Linked DNA regions of Mus musculus: region 2 is linked to region 1. The links are chromatin contacts, found by Hi-C or POLR2A ChIA-PET in ENCODE. All regions are on one chromosome and are shown on one strand. Each heading gives the region's core, a stretch centred on a gene start or an enhancer-like site at or near the end of the contact. The rest is flanking DNA. Distances are from core to core; before and after follow the strand shown.

What was found. Hi-C counts contacts between places; a loop is a spot of excess contacts on that map. ChIA-PET counts read pairs that join two places held with the same protein, here RNA polymerase II (POLR2A).
Region 2: a loop to region 1 is called in a map of heart, with 2.0 times the contacts of the local background. The contact joins the promoter of Pantr1 here to the promoter of Mrps9 in region 1. A Hi-C loop is called at or near these places in 1 of 37 maps with a recorded cell type or tissue (heart). POLR2A ChIA-PET finds 5 or more read pairs at or near these places in 1 of 5 experiments (Patski).

Annotation. Positions count from the first base shown.
Region 1 is chr1:42,847,958-42,853,084 of GRCm38, forward strand. Mrps9 (mitochondrial ribosomal protein S9) reads left to right here and starts at 3,276. Exons shown (of 11, transcript NM_023514.4): 1 at 3,276-3,469. The coding sequence starts at 3,335.
Region 2 is chr1:42,692,061-42,697,078 of GRCm38, forward strand. It overlaps Pantr1 (POU domain, class 3, transcription factor 3 adjacent noncoding transcript 1), which reads right to left and starts at 2,765. Exons shown (of 4, transcript NR_027826.2): 1 at 2,687-2,765. It overlaps Pou3f3 (POU domain, class 3, transcription factor 3), which reads left to right and starts at 3,708. Exons shown (of 1, transcript NM_008900.3): 1 at 3,708-5,018. All of the region lies in intron 1 of Gm46091 (predicted gene, 46091), which reads left to right.

The DNA of each region.
Region 1 (5,127 bases), core at 2,026-4,525:
GTACAACCTTGGTTATCTCTGGAACAGCCTCTTTGTCCTCTCAGAAAACATTTCCCAGAAGATGTCATCTTAATGATGCTGGTCTCTTCTTAATCACCGCTAATTTCTTAGCTCCAGCTAACCAGCATCAATAGTCCCACTAATGCAAAGTTTTCACTTTAGTAGTTCTGGTATCTTGTTAATCACAACTGATTCTTCAGCCCCAGCTAACCAGAACCACAGAATCTTCACAGTCAAAATAGCTTTGATTGTGATTAAAAGTCTTTAATCTTTCCTCTGAAATTTCACAAGCCAGGTCTCCATCTTCTGCACTGTTCTCAACATTATCTTCCAAGCTCCTACACAACACCCCACAGAGCTCTTAACACTGAATGGATCTTCTGACCCAAAGGTCCAAAGTTCGTCCACAGTCCTCCCCAAAACATGGTCAGGTTGTCACAGGAATACCCCACTATGCTGGTACCAATTTGCTTCGTGGTCATGATGTTTTGTCCAGGAATAGAAACCCTGACTAAGACATTGGTCTAGGATTATTATTCCTAGGTTTTCTTGTTTCTTGGATGTGGTTAACCTCTTCTGGTTGAAGTTTTCCATCTAGCACTTTCTAAAGGGCTGGATTTGTAGATAGTGCTTGGATTTTTTTTTTTTAAATCACAGAATGTCTTATTTTCTTCATATATTGTGATTGAAAGTTTGGCTGTGTATACTAGTCTGAAATGGCATCTGTGTTCTCTTAGAGCTTGTAGAACATGAACCTAACCTGTTTGACTTTTAAAATCTATGTAGAGAAATCAGTTGTAATTCTAATTGGCCTGCCTTTATATGTTACTTGGTTTTCTACCCTTAGAACTTTTAATACTCTGTCTTTGTTCTGTACATTTAATATTTTTATTATTTGTGTCAAGAGGAATTTCTTTTCTGGTCCAATATATTTGGTGTTCAGTAAGCGACTTGTTCCTTGATAGGTACCTCCTTCTTTAGGTTAGAAGCAATTTCTTTTATGATTTCATTGAAAATGTTTTCTATGCCTTTGACCTTCCTCTATTCCTATTATTCTTAGATTTAGTCTTTTCATAGTGTCCCAGTTTTCTGGATGTTTTGTGTCAGGTTTTTTTTTTTTTTTTTTAGATTTAACATTTTCTTTGACCGAGGTATCAGCTTCTTTATGGTGTCTTCAAAGCCTGAGAATCTCTTTACTGTTATTTTGACAAAATTCCATTTTATTTTACATATGAGCCCTTATGCCTGAGATTCTCACTACCCCCTCTTATATTTTGTTTGTGAGGCCTTTGAGGTTCCTGTTTGAGTCCCTAAATTTTTTATTTTCAGATTTTCTCTCAGTTTTGGTTTTCTTTATTGATCCTGTTTTCTCTTTCAGGTCTTGGACTGTTTTATTGATTTCCTTCCACTGTTTGTATTTTCAGATTTATTAAAGGGGTTTATTAATTTCCTCTTTAAGTACCTCTATCATATTCATGAAGGTTACTTTAAAGTCTTTGTCTTCAACTAAGTTTCAGTTCTCGGGCCTGTTGCTGGGATCTAATGGAGACATGTTATACTGGCTGGTTTTTATTCTGTTTTTATGATGGCATGTAGGCATCTGGGTTTGGGGATGTTTGTAATTCCAGGTGCTGACATCTGGTCTTGCTTTTGCTGAGTGGGTTTCTTTTCCTTGTTTTTTGTTTGTTTGTTTTCTCTGGTTCTTAGGAGTCTGTGGTGGCTGTGTGTTGCCTGGTAGAATGCTTCTCAGATCCAGCCAGTTGTGGCTACTGGGGGTTCCAGGTACAATGTGTTTCTTGGTATTGAGAGCTGACATTTAGGAATGAAGATGGGCTGGAGGGGAGGAAGTAAGGAGGGCTGCAGAGGGAGGGAAGGTGGGTGATCTACCAGGGTCTGTTTAGTCCCCTGGGAATGGGATCAGAGAGTGAGAAGAGGCCACAGCAGTTCTGCTACAGATAAGACTAGAGGATTGGATTTGGAGAGATAGAGGGAGAGGTAAAGATCTGGAGTTAGCCTACCTGCTTTTCTGGCCAGCACTGCCTCGCCTCTAACTTATTCTTCTTCTCCAAATACTAGTCCTGGACTTCTGCCACTGAATGAAGAGATTTTCACTAATGTAAAGGAAACAAACAAAGGGGAAAATAATGATTTCCCCCCTTTACTACAAGCATCCTATTTGGAGGGGTTTTTTTTCTTCTATTTTTCTGAAGCTATGCAATTTCTATTTCCCTAGAGCTGTTTTATGAGGTGATAACTGTACGATGCCAGCACTTACTTCATAACTTAAAAAACAGATTTCTAATTTACATGTATAAATATTTTGCTTGTATGTATATGTGTCTGTACATCACAGACATGGTTGATCCCCTTGAAATTCAGAGAAGGTGTCAGATTGTTTAGAGCTGTAATTATAGATAGATAGGTAGATAGATAGATAGATAGATAGATGTGATAGATAGATAGATAGATAGATGTGATAGATGTGATAGATGTGATAGATAGATAGATAGATAGATAGATAGATAGATAGATAGATAGATAGATGTGATTTTCCACAAGAGTTCTGGGGACCAAACCCAGGTCCTCTGAAAGAACATAGAGTGTTTTTAACTTCTCAGCCTCTTACTCGGTCACCTTGATCTCGTTTTCTGAGTATGTTTTAAACTTCTAATGATAATTTCAACATTATCAAATTATTCAATGATAATTTTCAACATTGGAAAACCCTTTAAGAGTGATTTATTCAACCACTTGTATCTGGTAGAGATAACCCTAGACTTAGGGTTAGGAAGTTCAAGTTTCAGAAGGCAAAGACAGTTCCTGTGTCTGCAGCCACTCTTAATGGCTTTAAGGCTCAGAGGCAATCAGGGAGAGCCATGAAGTTGAGCAGGGAGGTGCTTTTCCTCAGCCTGTGGGTCAGACAGCTAAGAGTCAACACAATGTGTTGGAAGCCAGAATGGTTAGTTGCTGGAAGAAGAATGTCTTGAAACAGATCTTTAAAACGGGCAAGTTCAAGGGGGAGCAGAAGGCCCTTGCGGGAAGGCAAGCGGACAGGAAAGCCAGCTTGGATTGTTGGAGTGAGAATAAGACTGTGGAAGGCTTGTCTGAGCGTGGGTACCAGGAACTCAGCTAGGACTACAGCTGCTAGTAAGCCGAAAGCCATGTGCAAGGCAACCTGCTGCCGCGCACCCAATCAGCGGCGAGGGGCTGGACTACAGAACTCCGCCCCTAGTTGCAATTGCTAAGGAAGCGCTTCCGCCTGGGAGGTCTGCGCCTGCGCAGTCTCCAGGCTCCACCCCTTTCCCCTCCCGCCAGGATGTTTCTTACGGCCAACATGGCCGCCCCCTGTGTGTCCTGCGGCCGAGTGCTTTCCCTTTGGTTCACTCCCGCTGTTAGAGCTAGCCTCTGCCAGAGGCCCGGGTACTGGACAGCCTCGGCGGTTGGCTGGCAGACAGGGACCAGGTTCCAGGTAAGGTCCTGGGAGCTGGAGCTGGCGGTCCGTGTGGTAGGGTGACGTGAAGCCGGCCCACCTTCCAGGGCTGCCAGAGCCCTCAAGGTAGAGGTCGGAGGTCACGCTTGGGGATCGGGGAATCGGCCGCGGACGGATCCTCTGCAGCCTCTCCCTGGGCTTTGAGGAGCAAAGGGTTCGGCAGATGGAGTTGGGTGGCTGCCTGGGTCTTGTGATTCGTCCCGGGGAGAAGGGGAGCCGAACTCTGCGCGACCCGGAAGATGTCCTGGGCAGAGTCAGTCTGTGGAGCGAACTGAGACTTTTTACAAGTGCTCTGCGTTTGCGGAATTTCAGTTTTTGTAATTTTCCCGAAACTTGTGTGTGTGTGTGTGTGTGTGTGTGTGTGTGTGTGTGTGTGTGTGACATTAGGAGAGCAGAATTTGACCGCTTCGCTCAATTCCGGGGTCGGTGTGAAGCTGGGATTTCTAGCTTGAGTCTTTGCTTGTCGCCCGTTTAATGTGGCTCATTAAAAGTGGGAGAAAACGAGCTTCGGCTGTAATTGCACTTAAAGTGTCTGTGGCATATTCTACCGGAGATTTCCAGTAGTCCTTTCGGTGGGTGTGCCCGTGACACAGGAGGAGACCTAACTTTGAAGTCCTGTTACCTTGCAGGTTCTAATGGAAACCCAGGGAATAGCGCGCAGATGGTGTCCTGCAAGAGTAGGCAGATGAACAGGCCGAAAGAGAGGTCTCAAGAGATTGAGAACACGCGGTCAAACAAGTGGGGGTTGGAAAACAGAACAGTTTGAGTAGAAAGAGTACGAAATGTTGGAAAAGCAGTACTACCACCAGATATTGCCGAGAAGTTAAACGCTGGATCTTAGAACTGTTTTACAAAATGACTGGCCACCTTTTTCTGTTATTTGATGTTGTAACATAAACCAATTTGTCCATTGATCTGTTAAACATCTGGGTTTCTTGGTTTTGAAAATTGGAAAATGTGTTGGACATTTTTATTTCTTCTATACATCTCTTTGAGACACATAATTGCATATGAGAGGAACTGTAGCATACAAAATATGTTTATTGGTAATGATTATATGGGCAGGTGGCTCTCACTCTCCTATATTCTGAACCTAGTGTACCCTTCTTCTTTCTCTTTATTCTTATAATTATGTGTAAACAAACACATTTTACAAAATGAGCCTCGCTGGGTCACATCCCTTTTACCTTTTTAATTTACAGGGGGAATACATGTATGTGTCTTTTATTATGTCTAAAGCTCATTCCGGTTGCACACTGCTTTCTTCCCACGGATGCATGCATACACATTGTCTTGGTTACTTTTCTGTTGCTTCGAAAAGACACCTGAACAGGGAGAGACTGGGGTTGGCACAGGGTTTTGAAATCTTAAAGCCCAGCCCCCAGTGGGATACCTCTAACAACAAGCCCCTCCCCCCATGTATGTATACACACACAAAGACATTTAGAAACCTTTTTTTTGTACAGTGCCTGCCGAAAATACTAATGTTTCTTAATGTTCATATTAAAAATCACTTATCCACGTCTGCATATAACATTAATAGCTGTATTTCTCTTGGGGCCCATGTTTTATATAAAAAAATTAATGACTTTATGAGCAAATAAAACACTAACCAAGTAATCCCCTCCCCATTTCAT
Region 2 (5,018 bases), core at 1,515-4,014, 160 kb before region 1:
ACATAATCACACTGGCCTGGACTTAGCATCGCTATTTCTTTCGGCCATATTTATTTAAGTAAGTATATCCTTGAATTTTATAAAACCGGGAGATAGTGATAAGGAGGGATAGATCTGACTGTCAAAAATAGAAAACATGGAAAATCTGGTTCTCTATACTGAAGCTCCATTGTCCTTGGGGAGTGGAGACCCAGGATATCCTGGTTAGTTTTGATTGATCACCTTCTTTCTGATGGGTTTTCACTACTGAGCCAGCACACACCGCCTGCTCCCCACTTGCAGCTTTAACTAGGGGGACATTGACTTCCTGCCTCTTCTCCCTCACTTCTTCCTCATCTCTAGCCCTCTGCCCTCTGGTTGCCAGCCCCCTCCCCTCTTCACTGGATCCTACAGCTCCCTGTCCTAATCTGGGCAGACTCACAATTCAGACACCCCCACCAAGACAGGCCAGGCATCTCCCTCTTCAGCCCTGATTCTCTGGGGAAAATTCCAAATAAGAAATATTTATGTTTAGTAAACAACTCATTTCTAGGGTTTACCCCTCTCATGATCAACAACTAAAATTAATAGCTCTCTCTCTCTCTCTCTCTCTCTCTCTCTCTCTCTCTCTCTCTCTCTCTCTCAGAAGGGTAAAGCTCTTGCTGTGAGGGCCATTGGAATCAGTCCACCTTTTTATGTATTATTTTAGCAACGTCAGACCTGTCTTACTAACTCCCTTCCACACACTTTCCCTTCCCCGCTCCTCCCAAGCAATGAAAATAAAGCTTCCAAACCTTCAAGAACACAAATAAACAATACACCAGAAAGGAAGGAAAAAGAGGAAGCAGAGCAAGAAAAACCAAACAAACAAAACAACAACAACAACAAAAAAAACACTTACCCAGCAAATTCCCAAGGTTAGACTTTTAAATAAAAGGTGGTGGTTGGTTTTTGGTTTTTGGTTTTTGTTTTTTGTTTTTGTTTTTTGTTTAAAAAAAAAAAAGTAAGGTTCCTGGAGGGGCAGAAGAGAAGGCATATTCTCTACTCTCCAGAGCCGAGTTATCCTTAGCCTTCTCTTTACACTGACTCCTCTAAGCCCGGTTCTCTCTCGTCTATTATTTTCACCAAAATATATGAAAATGTATGCAAATGAAAATCAGCACTAACTGTTCTCCCCTTGTTATATACTTTGGATTTTTTTTTCCAGACAAAACAATCACACTCCGCAGAGGGAGGGGGAGGATTGGGTGGGGTGGGAGGGGGGAAGCTGGGGAGCGATTTGAGAACTAAGTACGTGGGGGGTGGGGGGAGAGAAGGGGACAGACCTGGGAACAGAAGTGCGTTTCTGTTATTGAGGAGCACAGCGTTTGGGGGGCTTCCCGAACGTGCACACCCTCCTTGCAAAGAAAGAAAGTGGATCTGTTTGCTGAGGCGCTATCCCGTTTCATCAGGCCACCTGAGACGGCTTTTGAAAGCGTGTACTGTGAAACTCATAGCAGTAATTTAGACAAAATCCTCACTGTATATTAATGAAAGGCGGCCCCATGGCTCTGTTCCTATCCTCCCCATTCAGTGTAAACAAAACCACGAGACTCTTTCGGTTTTTGAGCCGGATCCAAGCAAAATCGGCAGGAAAGGAAAACACGGGGTGCTGGCACCGACTATTCAAACGTCTGCACCTGGAGATCTCAGATTTATTCAATGAAATCTGTGTTCCATCTTTTATATATACATATACGCATATATAAATATAAAAAGGAACCTTTTGGAATGGAGGGGGGAATCCGTTCTGTTTTGGGGCTTTGGTTACTGCTGCCTTTTAGATCTGTTTCTACGATGGTATCTTTTCACCCCGGCAAGCAGGAGCTGGACCCGATCCTACATAAATGCCCCGCGTCTACGGTTAATCTCGAGATCACGCAGAGGCTGCGAGGCTGCTGCTGAGCTGGAGAGCTCCCTCTGTAACTGAGTTCACAGAAGTGAGCCCTCTAGAGAAATTATGCATCGGGGAGAAGGCAGGCCAGTTCTTTATATTCGGAGCACACCGACCGCCGGGTTACGTTCTCGGCTGCTGCTTGGACTAGAAACTGCAGATTGCGGTCCGGTGCCCTGCAGCTGAGGGTGCGGGGTGCAAGCACACGCACACTCATTAAGAGTCGTGTATTTATTGAATGTCCGAATTGGGTTAGTTCATTGGAAATCCCCAAGGAGGATTTAATTTGTCCTTGTTTTCGTTGCCACTTTCTCTTTTTTCTTGGTTCGCTGAGGTTCCTCTGTGCGGCGTTTCCGCTTGGCCGCGTCGTCCCCCCCCCCCCCAACACACACACACCACACCACCCCCTCTTCTCCCGCCTACCGGGCGCACTCCTCCTCCCGGGCCCCTTAACTCTTTCAGCTGGGTTGCGGCTGAGAAAGCACTTGTCGACAGCGGTCACAGCCACCTCGCAAAACCTGAGACCCAAAGAAAGAGGAAAATAAAGCGTCCCCATGCCCAAGAATAGCAAGCGAGTGAAAACCCCACCAATGAACACACTCACACGCGCGCACACACGCACGCACACACACACACACACACACACACACACACACGAGTCAGCGGTAAAGGGGACCGGGGTGGGGGGCGGGTGAGCAGCTAGCAGCCCTAGGCCCTCTAGGCGAGCTGAGGCAGACACTGCATTCTAAAGGCATTGGGATCGAATACACTTACGATGAATCTAGGGGGACGGTCGGGCTGATTGCCTTTCAAATACCTCGCGTGGCTTCGTTGACCGGCACCCTCCAAACTCACAAGGGCACGCACGATACTTGCAAGAATCCCAGAGGAGGGTGGGTGGGAGGGAGGAAAGGAGGGAGGGGGGGTTGGAGAGCGAGCAGCCGCAGCAAGCGGTCGGACTCGCACGCGCGGGCCCCGCGCTGGTACAGGGCTGCAGGTTTCCCAGATGATGGCATCCGAGAACTTAAACAAAGAGGGTCGCCGCCGGCGCGCCGCGGCTGCACAAAGTTGCAGTGGCGGATTTCCAAGAAGCTTGGCCACAGGAGCTCTGCGCGAGGCAAGCCTTCCTTTCCCACCTCCTGCAGGACAGAGATGGGGGCCCGCGCGTGAAGGGAAGAGGAAACTTTGAAACCAGTGGGGACACATCTGTCTATAGGTATTAGCTTGAACGTACATCCGCGGCGCGCGCTTTACAAATCTCTCGCGTGGGGTGGGGGTGCGACACAACGCAGTCTAGGTAGAATGGGTAGACTGCTATTTTTCAAGATTTTTTTCCCCTCTTCATTTTCCTCCTGGTCCCCCTTCTACCCGCCCCCTCCTTTTCTCTTCCATTTCTCTCCCAACCCCCCCAGACCAATCGCGAACACAGGGAGCCGCCAAGGGAACGCAGACGTTTGGGCTGGACACTAAGAGTTAAGATGTGGCGGAGGGGTGGAGCGAGGGGGGGGGACGACGAAGGGGGCGGAGGGGGAGGGGCGTGGAGGGGAAAGTGGCGCGGAGGAGGGAGGATGGGGCGGGGGGGGGGGGACAACAGATTTCCAGCTTCTACGACGCTCTGCCTAAATTAAAAAGCAACCAATCGGAACGGCCGGAAGGGGGGCCAGGCGTCCTAAGCCAGTCATTCCAGGCTTGCCAATCACCCAGCGGGTAGCCAATCAGCAGGGGCCCTGGTGCTCGACTTCCTTGTATTTGGGAAAGTGTGGTGGTGGGTGCGCGCTTGCGGCGGAGGGTAAACATTCGACAGTCCCTGCTCTGAGAGGGAGGGACGGAGAGCGAACTGTCAGATCCTAGCGGGAGCGGGCGCTCGAGAGAAGGAGAGAGGGAGAGAGAGAGTGAGAGAGAGAGGGAAAGTGAGACAGAGAGAAAGAGAGAGAATCCGGGCGCAGAGCTAGCTCCGGCTGCAACTCTGCCCCGGCACGCCTGCTCCCGCGCCCGCCGTCGGGTACTCTAGGAGCGGTACAACGTGCCCACAGGAGTTGGTTGTGTATCAAGGATTCCCTGTATGCACACACACATCTCCACCTCCACCAATGCACTCTTCTTCCTCCTCCTTCTCCAGACAACTGCCGGGGAAAAAATAAAACATCAACCCCAACCTTCAGCAACAAGGTAACAGAACAATTCGACATTTTTTTTTCCTGTTCAATTTTTGCCTTGTTATATTTGTTTCCTAATTTCTACCCAAAAGGAAAGATGTCGCACCAGACTGTGAGTGTCGCGAGGAACATGAAAAGGGACTCTTGTTTCAGAGACGTCCAAGAGCTCCGGCAATAACAACTTCAGAGAAATGCACCATCGCAAGAAGTTTTCCTAGGACAAAACAAAACTTGAAAGAAGCGAACCAGGGGGGCAGAACAGGAGCCAGCCGCCCCACTCCGCAGACGCGAGCCGCCAGCATCACCACGCCTGTAAGGACCGGAAAAGTTTTACTATAGTAAGGGGAAACAGTAAGATGTGTTGCTGAAGATCAGGGAAGACAGCGGACCAACTAGGAGCGGCCAGATTGCTGGCCACCCACAATTTGGCCAAGGAAGAAAGGAACCGCTTCGTCCTTTGTTGTCTCCCGTGAAACCTTCGCTTAGCAGGTGGACAGAGCCCTGTGCCGGGCCAGAGTCCGCACTCGTCCGAGGACAGGAGGAGCCGCGGAGCCCTTGCTCCCCGAGAGAGCGCCCGAAGTACGGGTCCCCGCCCCAGTGGGCGAGCCTCGCTGGAGCCAGCCGATCGCTCCCGGCCAGGGGGGAGACCACGACCCCCCCTGAAGGGGCTGGCCACGGAGCTCGCCCGGAGAAGCGATCCCCCCTCCCCAGGGCGCTGCTCCTGCTGCAGCGGCGGCTGCTGCTGACCGAGGCTAGCCGGCGACCCCCGCGCCCTGCCAAGCGGCCTTGCAGCTGCAGCCCCGGGCCGCGGCGGCGGCGGCGGGGGCGGAGGCGGCGGAGGAGGAGGCGGCGGAGAAGGCGGCGGGGCCGGCGGGGACCCGGGGCGGGGGAGGAGGAGCGGGGGGGGAGGAGGCGGGAGGCGGGGGGGGCGCGGCGGCGGCGGCGGCGGC